Regions from separate parts of the Homo sapiens genome. Here regions 1 and 2 are each linked to region 3. Evidence: chromatin contacts called from ENCODE Hi-C or POLR2A ChIA-PET data. All regions are on one chromosome and are shown on one strand. Each heading gives the region's core, a stretch centred on a gene start or an enhancer-like site at or near the end of the contact. The rest is flanking DNA. Distances are from core to core; before and after follow the strand shown. Region 1 overlaps LOC105370547 (a long non-coding RNA gene). Region 2 overlaps RAD51B (RAD51 paralog B). Region 3 has its middle 170 kb from the start of RAD51B-AS1.

Evidence for each region. Hi-C counts contacts between places; a loop is a spot of excess contacts on that map. ChIA-PET counts read pairs that join two places held with the same protein, here RNA polymerase II (POLR2A). Pooled maps may share reads with other maps.
Region 1: a pooled map shows a loop between it and region 3 (5-fold over the local background). The contact joins two enhancer-like sites. A Hi-C loop is called at or near these places in 2 of 168 maps with a recorded cell type or tissue (GM12878 and endothelial cell of umbilical vein), 2 of 37 single-sample maps with no recorded cell type and 5 of 50 pooled maps. POLR2A ChIA-PET finds 5 or more read pairs at or near these places in 4 of 52 experiments (CD8-positive, alpha-beta memory T cell, MCF 10A, activated B cell and 1 more).
Region 2: a map of OCI-LY7 shows a loop between it and region 3 (3-fold over the local background). The contact joins two enhancer-like sites. A Hi-C loop is called at or near these places in 9 of 168 maps with a recorded cell type or tissue (B cell, CD4-positive, alpha-beta T cell, CD4-positive, alpha-beta memory T cell and 5 more), 13 of 37 single-sample maps with no recorded cell type and 13 of 50 pooled maps. POLR2A ChIA-PET finds 5 or more read pairs at or near these places in 10 of 52 experiments (B cell, CD4-positive, alpha-beta T cell, CD4-positive, alpha-beta memory T cell and 7 more).

The regions. Positions count from the first base shown.
Region 1 is chr14:68,732,538-68,735,712 of GRCh38, reverse strand. LOC105370547 (a long non-coding RNA gene) reads right to left here. Exons shown (of 4, transcript XR_007064227.1): 3 at 1,574-1,767. Among named protein-coding and RNA genes, the nearest start is that of RAD51B-AS1, 49 kb to the right of the region's middle. Within about 2 kb of position 1,337, at least 11 of the 41 ENCODE cell types and tissues checked have a DNase peak (open chromatin) inside an H3K27ac peak, as active enhancers do.
Region 2 is chr14:68,282,554-68,285,645 of GRCh38, reverse strand. All of the region lies in intron 7 of RAD51B (RAD51 paralog B), which reads right to left. Among named protein-coding and RNA genes, the nearest start is that of RAD51B-AS1, 400 kb to the left of the region's middle. RefSeq lists enhancers at 106-155, 316-375, 426-475, 2,212-2,281. Within about 2 kb of position 1,730, at least 18 of the 41 ENCODE cell types and tissues checked have a DNase peak (open chromatin) inside an H3K27ac peak, as active enhancers do; they include B cell, GM12878 and OCI-LY7, where a contact is called at or near this core.
Region 3 is chr14:68,510,853-68,514,009 of GRCh38, reverse strand. It overlaps a transcript of RAD51B not described here. Among named protein-coding and RNA genes, the nearest start is that of RAD51B-AS1, 170 kb to the left of the region's middle. RefSeq lists an enhancer at 1,344-3,157. Within about 2 kb of position 1,754, at least 9 of the 41 ENCODE cell types and tissues checked have a DNase peak (open chromatin) inside an H3K27ac peak, as active enhancers do; they include B cell, GM12878 and OCI-LY7, where a contact is called at or near this core.

The DNA.
Region 1 (3,175 bases), core at 88-2,587, 220 kb before region 3:
GCTCAGTTGCCCAGGATGGAGTGCAGTGGTGTGATCTCAGCTCACTGGAACCTCTGCCTCCCGGGTTCAAGTGATTCTCCTGCTTCAGCCTCCAGAGTAGCTAGGACTACAGGCATGCGCCACCATACCCAGCTAGTTTTTGTATTTTTAGTAGAGACAGGATTTCACCATGTTGGCCAGGCTGATCTCGAACTCCTGACCTCAAGTGATCTGCCTGCCTTGGCCTCCCAAAGTGCTGGGATTACAGGCGTGAGCCACCATACCTGGCCATCTCTGGGACATCCTTGAGCATCCCATATCTGTCTGCTGTTGTTTGGGCCTGTCATTCTGTGCTCAGTAGATATGGCAATGTGTCATCCAATAATTGATTCCTTACCAACTTTTTGGTTTTTTTCTGAGATGGACTTTTGCTCCGTCACCCAGACTGGAGTGCAGTGGTGTGATCACAGCACATTGCAGCCTCAACCTCCCAGGCTCAAGCGGTCCTCCTGTCTTAGCCACCCTAGTAGCTGGGACTAGAAACACACACTACCAAATCTGAGGACAAAAAAAATATTTTTGTAAATGCGGGGTGTCACTGTGTTGCCCAGGCTAGCCTTGAACAACTGGGCTCAAGCAGTCCTCTCGTCTCAGGCTCCTGAGGTGTTGGGATTATAGGCATGAGCCACCGAGCCCGGCCCCTTACCAACTTTAAGTTCTTCAGTTATCTCTTGGTCTTTTCCTCTGCAGATAAGTAATCTTAATTCCCATAATTAATTTTATAACCCAATCAACACAACTTCTTTTGAAATCACTGCATCCATCTCTCCTAATTTTTTAGAGTCTCCATTTTATAATGAGTGGCTAAGCCCTGAGTACCTAGAGACTGATGAAAAGATTGCATGGTTTATCTCTGCCTCTCTGCTTAGATTCCTGTTTAATAATCATTAAATCTCTCACGTGTCACTTCTATTTACAGTATACGGAGCACCACCATGTCTCTTATCTCAGGCCATCAGCCCTTCTTAGTGATCTTATTATTTCCACTGATTCAGGTTAAGCTTGGCCTACTGTGGGCTTTATTTAGATCATCTTTATTATACCTGTGGGTAGATTTTGCAAGCAGGCCCTAGCACAGGTTCACTTGTGGGTTTCCTTTTAAAAGGTCAGTGTGAAACAGGAAATGTGACTAAGAAAATCTTCTTCCTCCATGAAGCCTCACTTCATTAACTGGAAGAAAAGCTCCTATCCTGTCTCCCCCCAAACTTGCTCATGGCCCAGACACATTTCAAAACAGCACATATTTCCCAAAACACTGACACGTGCATTCTAAGGCTCGTGTGTGCGGTGAGTGGTTCTTTGTCAAGTTCGTTCTGTGAAGGGGCCCTGTCGTCACACCGATCACTGTTCTTCAGATATCTGAGGATGTGCAGGGGCCTGAGGGACCTGGAAACCTGGTGGCTGAGCAATGAGGAGAGTGGAACCCATGGTTGGAACAGTTGGCCATCCTCATGCGGATAGGGGCAGAGCCAGAATGGGAATCAAGGTCTCCTGACTCCCCGGCCACATTAACCCAAGTAAACCCCATGTCTACCTCCTTAGCTTCCGGAGTCCCCTGCATCTTCCTCCTTGTGGGACACAAGCCAGGTACAGTTGCAGGGTGGACATGTGGTTTCCAAACAGGATGCTGGGCAAATTAATCTGGGATTCCTGATTGGGGTTCTTTAGGAGGCAGTAGTGGCTACCCTTTAGATCATCTGGTTTGTGACCTTGTTTCAGTTTTCTCATCTATAAAATAGAAAAATAATAGTACTTATGATGAGGTAAAAATAAATGAATACACATAAAACACTTAGAACAGTCTTGCTGTGTGATCACTCCATAGCATTAGTGATTATTATTCTGGTGGGTTGGTTAGCTTTCCTCCATTCTATTCAGTTCAATGGGGGTTTGGCATCAACCACAGGCTTTGCCGGGGCTGTGAAAATGGCCACATTGAGGCTCCACCTTAACCCTGGCCAGCCTCCCAACAGCCAGCCATTTGTCTTAAGAAGAGCTGAAAGAAATAATCTAATGGCGCAATGCAAAGTCAACACTGATGGGGCTGAGGGGTGTCTTTTCGGACAAGACGTGCAGTGGGGAGCCCACCTGTGAGTTGGCCTGTTTCACGGCTGCGTGCGGTGCCCACTCCTCACAGACTCTGAGTGAGTGGCAAGGTGGGCCCGGAGTCAATTCTGGCTTGGCAATGGATACTGTTACTGAGGGCATGGGTTGAGGCACAGGAGCTTGGGGCTCCAGATGCTTGGAGTAAATGTGAAAAGGGAGTGTGGGATGATGTGAGTGGGAGCTGTGGATGGGTTCAAGCGTGCTGAGTCCTGGCTTGACTCACCCTTCCAGCTTCTGCTGTAACTGTCAGTGCCTTTGTCTGCATGCTGGGAAATCCCTGAGTGCTGGGTTAAACCCCAACCCTAAAAGGCACGTAGACACTTCTCCTGAGCTTTGAGTTGCTTCATTCTGCCCAGCAGCTTCCTGAAAATGTAGTCTTGCCACACCAGAGGAAGGATAGACCCATAGCTGTGGGGGACCCTGTGTCAGCAGGATTTACTACCGGGTGAGCTGGGGCTGCAACAGCACGTGTGAGCAACTTAACAGGGCTGATGGTTTTTCAACAAATTTTTAAAAATTAAAAAAAATTTTAAATTTTTGTCGGGACATAGTAGGTGTGTGTATTTATGGGGCATGAGAGATATTTTGATACACGCATACAATGTGTAGTAATTGCATCAGGGTAAATGGGGTATCCATCACTTAAAGCTTTTATCCTTTGTGTTACAGACAATCCAATTATACTCTTTTCGTTATTTTTAAATGTACAATTCAATCATTATTGACTATAGTCACCTTGTTGTGCTATCAAATATCAGATCTTATTCATTCTTTTCGCTCTTGTCTCCCAGGCTGGAGTGCAGTGGTTTGATCTTGGCTCACTGCAACCTCCGCCTCCCGGGTTCAGGAGATTCTCCTGCCTCAGCCTCCCAAGTAGCTGGAATTACAGGCGTGCACCATCATGCCTGGCTAATTTTTTTGTATATTTAGTAGAGATGGGGTTTCACCATGTTGGCCAGGCTGGTCTCAAACTCCTGACCTCAGGTGATCCGCCTGCCTCGGCCCCCCAAAATGCTGGGATTACAGGCGT
Region 2 (3,092 bases), core at 481-2,980, 230 kb after region 3:
ATCAGGAAGTTTCAAAATCACTTTAACTGGGCCAGGATGGCGAGGTGCAGTGATAGTCCGTCCTGATACTTCTAGCTCTCAAGTAAACAGCAGCCCCTGGATAATCTGGGTGGCCAGAGAGAGACGCAAGAAGAGAATGTGGGTGCTGAGTCTACTCACCAACCCGCCTGGCACTAAATCCAATGCTTTCAAAGTGACGAGGCTCTGCCTTTCATCAGCTCTGAAGGCACAGTTAATCTTTTTTTCCTTTTTGTACTAAAAATGGTCTCTCTGCTTAAGGCACAGCTTTAAAAATGTTACTTTTGTATCTGAAGTGATCCTAATTGCCATATATGACAGTGACCTAGCCTTTCTATCCAAACAGAGGCCTGGGATAAGTCAGAAATTCAAGTTTTAATCCTGGCTCTGTTAAGGGTTACTGAATGCCTTGCTTTTAAGGAGACAGAGACCGGAACTTTCCTGTGAGAAATTGTTCAGGTCCATTGAGTCCTTTCATCACTAAGGTTTGAGAGAAAGGCCTGGAGTGGTTTTCCCCATGCTGTCCTCCTGCTCCCCAACCATGACGGTGTCTGCCCCAACCTGTCTGCTGTGGTAGGAGCTGGAGGTGAGAAGGAGACAAGAGGAAGAAAGAGAATAAGGAAAGCAATGAGGGCAAGAGGCAGAAGGAAGAGAGTGAGAACAGGGTAGGTCCAGAAAGGCCACGCTCCCAGACGCATGCCTCTCCCCATCCCAAACCCTTCCTGTCCACATCCAGCTTTGTATAGAGATACCCAATATTTGTTACGGAGTTTGAGCGTCACAAAAACAAATGTGGTTTTAGTATTTGCTGGCTTAGTTTTGCCATGCTCTGGAAAATCAAAAATCATTCCACGATTAAAAAAAAAAAACACAAAAATAAACTTTTATCTTAGCTTCAGCTCAGAAAATATCAACTGTCAGTTCTAGAATAAAAGCTGATAAGGTTTCAATATTCCAGCCTGCCATTTCCATCTTGAAGGACTGCACAACAATTGTTTTCTGGGAAATTCTGAAAGGCTGTGGGGAATTTTTCTTGTGAAATATTTGTGGAGAAGAGGCCAAACTTCAATTTGGCTTGAAGAAAACATGGGTGTGGGAGTCAGGCAGACTTTTATTTCTGGCACTGTCACTAACCTGCTGTGCAATTCTGGGAAATTCTCCTAACCTCTCTGTACCTAAAAGTGTTGAGTCCACAAAAGATATGCAGAGAATGAATGTATAACAACTGTTAATGTAGCAGTCTGCTTAGAATAAATGTTTCATATATTTCACCCACATTAGGATGAGTGCTGTACTCAAAATTCCACCTTTGCATTGCTTATCTTCAACCTTAAGAAATCCATCCTACACAGAACCAATGGCAGTGGCCAAGGAAAAGGGGATGAAGGAGCAACTTGAAATAATTTGTGTTTATGGTGAGAATGCTTCCAATCTTAATAAGTTCATACCTCTTATTATCAGCCCTGAGGAAAACTGTCTTCTGTAGATTTCACTGTGAAATCCACAGGCAAAGCTAGAGAAACACTCTGCCTAGTAGGGGAGCCCCTAAAGAAGAGAGTGGCTCAGTCTGAGGGAATGCAGAAGGAGGAGGTGAAAAAAAATCTCCTCAGCTTTGCACAAGCACACACTCGCTCAATCACAGAGGGGGCTGACGCAAGTAGTGCTTCCGTGCTACTTTTGACCACTGAGTTCAGAAAAATGCATTGAAGTAGAATTGTGTCTGCCATTTGGCAAAAGTAAACACACAAGATAACCATGTGGCTCCCTAAGGCAGCTTTCTCTTTGGCCTACTTCTCTTGGGGTGCACATGCAAGGGGATGCAGTGGAAACTGTGGGCCGGCAGCTACCGTGCCATAGACATAGGTGTGGAGAGCTATGGTTCCACTGCTGGCTGCCCCACTGGCCCCAATGGGCTGAGGTTAGCACGTGTTGGTTCCGGATCTCAGATGGGGCCGGCAGTTGTAAAGAGGCCACAAACAGCAAGCTAGTGTGCTGTTTCCACCTTCAGCCCAACCCCGACGGCATCCTGTCAGTGATCTTGGGCCCACTGCAGGAAATAACATGCACAATTGGTGAACTGTGACAATGCAGCCACAGTGGCTTCCAGTGGTGTATTCGCCAACTGTGTGCAATTTTGCAGTTAGTATGAGGCCAAAAAAGTCTCTGGCCAGCTAGAACCTGGAAGAGAACAAGGCCAATGGTCAGATGACTCTGAGGTTCACATGGATGTGGAAGAAACTATCCTACCAGCCTTCTGCTGCACTGTACGTGTCCTGTGGCCAAGTTGCTTTGGTGTGTAGTTGGGTATCCTTGCCTGCTACCTGATCACTGCCCACTGAGTCCCATAGAAAGGCAGAGGAGGTGAATTTCCAGCAGCTCCCCGAGTTTCTGCTGACCTTTTTAGGTGTTTTTATTACCTGTGGTGCTTTCTATTCATGTGTACTCCTGGGCTCTGGGGATTCCCCTCCCTTTGATTTACAAGGAGGATTAGAAAGACACAGCTTTGTGATCGGTCCCTCACAGACGGCTGGTATTAAGTGATTTCCCCTTCTTAGACTCATTTGAGGCCAAGAAAACAGTTCTGTTGAATCACTTGCTCCTTGGAGGTATGAAAATAGGGCACTTGGGGGAGTCCAACCTGATAAATACCAACATTGATACCCTTCAGCCTCAGCTACACTTCCAGTGGCATATAGTAGAGCGGAGTTGAAGCAGAGGAGTCTCGGGTCCCCCCCAGCCTCTGAGAAACCTCCAGTGGAGAGTAAGCAACTCTGGGCTTACTGCTTGTATTTCTGTGCCACCAGCACAAATGGCATCCTAACCACCAAGGGCTCTCCAAACTCACTGCCTGGAGAGGTGCAACCAATTCTATCTCCAGAGTGAATCTGTAGCATAAAATGGGAGCAAAGGCCACTCACTATGTATTGAAACAGAGGTCACAAGGTCTGCCTAGGAACAAATTTCCAAGTTAGCCACCTCATCAGATATGCTCTTGAACAAAAGTTATTTATTTGATGTCCTCAAGGAAGGGATATTGTGTAAGGTGTTATTTTTAAAAGGAGGGGTGGGGGCAG
Region 3 (3,157 bases), core at 505-3,004:
TTTGTGTGTGTTAACTTGTTCAGTTCTCGTGGATTGCTTCCTTTTTAAAGAAATGAAACTGTTCAACAGAGCTTCCTGCCATAAGGGAAATCTTCTACATCTCACGTCCAATAGATAGCCACAAGCCCCATGTTGCTATTCAGCCCTTGAAATGTGGTAAGTGAAACTGAGGAACAAAATTTTAAAATTTTATTTCACTTAAATTGATTTAAATGTGAACAGCCACATGTGGCTGGCAGCTCTGGGAGGTTCAGTAGCTTTTCCAAAAGCCAGCGAAGTGATGAGGTGAGGGTTGTGTTGTGGGGCTGATTGAGCCCCAAATCCATGTGTTTCCCCCTTTCTCTCTGCTCCCCTGTGAGGTGGCCTGCCTTTTCCAAAGTAAAAGACACTGGGAAGGAAACTGACCAGACAGTATACAGTCAGCCAAAAATAAAGCCAGACCCCAAAGGTGGGGTCTGTATTTGAGTCTGCTTCTTCCGAATGTGTCTGGAAGCCCCCATGGGTGGCCAAACAGCCCAGCTGGGGGCTTCAGACCCTGCACCAGTAACTTCCCAGAGCCCACCATGGCCCATTTGGCTGGGGCTTATATGACTCACAGGTTCCAACCCTACAATTTAAACTGCAGCATTTCCTTTTTCTGGGCTTAACACTAATTGGTAGAGGTAGTGAGCTCCCAGGCCCAGCCTCACCCTGTCGAAACATGTAGCTCTCAACAGTTCCCACTGGAAGCACCACCCATGAGGTGCAGCTACCATTGCCATGTGTCTGAATGCCAGTGTTTAACCCAAGCTGGCCCATTGTTGTTCCATGAGCCTCTCTATAGCCTCTGAATGTTCATCTTTGCTGCATCACTCTCCTCCAAAACCTCCAAGGACATCCTGTGAAGCTCAGAACAAAACCCAAAGTCACCACTTCCATGGCTGGCCCCTGCCCACTGCTCTGACCTAATGTATCACAGTTGTCCCCTTTTTTCACTCTACTCCAGTCTCTGGCTTCCTTACTGTTCCCCAAACACATCACACTTGTTCCTATTCCAGGCCTTTGCACTTGCTATTCCTTCTGCTTGAAATGTTCTTTCTGGATTGAACATTGCTTACTCTCTCTTCATCCAATCTCTGCTCAAATGTCACCTCTTCAGAGAGGTCTTCCTGACCCCACTGTGTGTAAAATAGTGCACCCCTCACTGCCATCTCTTAACCTGCTTCCTTTCTCAAGGCATTTATCACTAGTATGTATGTTTGTTGGTTTGTTTGCTTACTGTCATCCATACTAAGATGCAAACAGGGTAAGAAGGAACAGTGTCCTTTTTTTAACCCTGTATCTCCAGTTTCTAGAAGAGAGGCTGCCACATGGGTGCTCACTGAATATTTGTTGAGTGAATAAATGAATGCATGCATGCATGACTGCTCACCTAGAGTGTGGGGGCCAGGGCAGAGGTGGGCTTAGGCTGTCTCACTCTACACAGACCCGCACTTCCATGATTTGGATGCTGAACCATGAGAAACAAAGAGATTTGCTGGTTTAATTTCTTTTGCCCTGGGAAAGTTAAAGATCACAGATAATCCAGAACTCAGTGCCAAGTTCTCTGATTTATAATCGAGGAATTATCCACATAGAGGTAAACAAGAGCAAAGGACTGACAAGCAAACCGTAGGAGGAGAATGATGAGAAACAGACGGAGAGACCCATGCAATCTGCAGCCTCCAGCTAGTCTGGGTTCCCGCCAGCCCTCACTCAAATTTGGATCCAGAGAATCTCTGCTGATGTTCACTTCCAGATTCCTTTGGGCCACACTGCCAGGTGGCTGTTGGGAGTGGGGGTCACTGCAAGTGGGGGCAGCCTAGGCAAGTCACCCCTTTATCTGACAATGATATTTCGCACTCATCTGAAAGGCACACTCAAGAGGGCAGGCGTTTCCCAAAGATGCCCCAGGCTCACAAAAGTCACCAGACTTTCCCCAAACCTAGATTTTGGGGGGAAAAGTCCTTTCCTTCTTTAATGTAGTCCACAGAAATGTGTCTGTTTTATTCCACCTCTAGAAACTTCAAAGAAACAAAATTAGCAGTGCCTAGAAGCATCTGACACATAGGAGGTAGTAAAAACTGAATGAATGAATGAATGAATGAATGAATTACAATATCAACCCAAAAGGGGAACAGTGGCCTTGTGAAGAATGAGATAGTCAAGCAAATCCTGGACTCCCTATGCCCCCTAGATCACTTTGGATATGCCCTGAGGCCTCAGTTTCCCTATCTGTAAAATGAAAGCCTGGCCTAGCTGAACTCCAATTTCCCTCTCAGCTCCAACACTCTCTAATTCTCTGAACACGCCTTAATAGCTTCTTTATTGTAGACTAGTTCTTACATGTGTCCTGCTGAGAGCAAGGTCTGCTGGTCTGGCCTTGTTTTTAAACAGCAGAGGTTATTTAATAGCAATTCTCCCAGAATATTTTTCATGTTTTCCATGAAAGAAGGTTCTGGAAGGTAGCCATCATCAAAATAGGAAGTAAAGCCAGGTTAGTGTTCCACTTATCAGATAATACGGGCTTAACCAAAATTCCTGTCACCCCCTAGGGTGATTCTGGGAGCTTGACCAGATTTCAGAGGTTTCATATTCAAAGCAGTGAGAAATCATCTCTGAGGCTTGTGGGATTTGGTACCTGTTTCCCTTCTTTCCATGTCTCAGGGCTGTGGGTGCCAAGTGAAGGCTGCAGTAACCCTTCCAGCCTCAGAGAAGCGCTCTGTCCTGTAGGCCATGAGAATGCCCAGGCTGGCCCGGATCATTCCTCTGTCCACTTCAGCATTTCACTTTATGCTGCCTGTAAATCTGACCATTTCTTCCACTCCTAGAGGTGTCCCAAAGCACTAGTTCAGCAGAATTCAGACTCCTTTACCTTTCCCAACTCTACTCACAGCCTCAAGTCACCAGGGAGAGAAAGAGCACCTGACCGAGAGTGGGACCAGGATTCCAGACCAGCTTTAGATGAGCATCTCTCTGGGCCTCAGTGTCCTTGGATGGGAGGGAGGTGGAGACTGGGTGTGGCTGCTTGTCCTGTCCCTTCCAGTTTGATGATTTTCCCTAGCCCAGAGCCAGAGCTGGCCCTTTTCCCTCAAGGAAGCCATGGTTTGTATGCTATGTAGCAGCTACAAATGCAGGG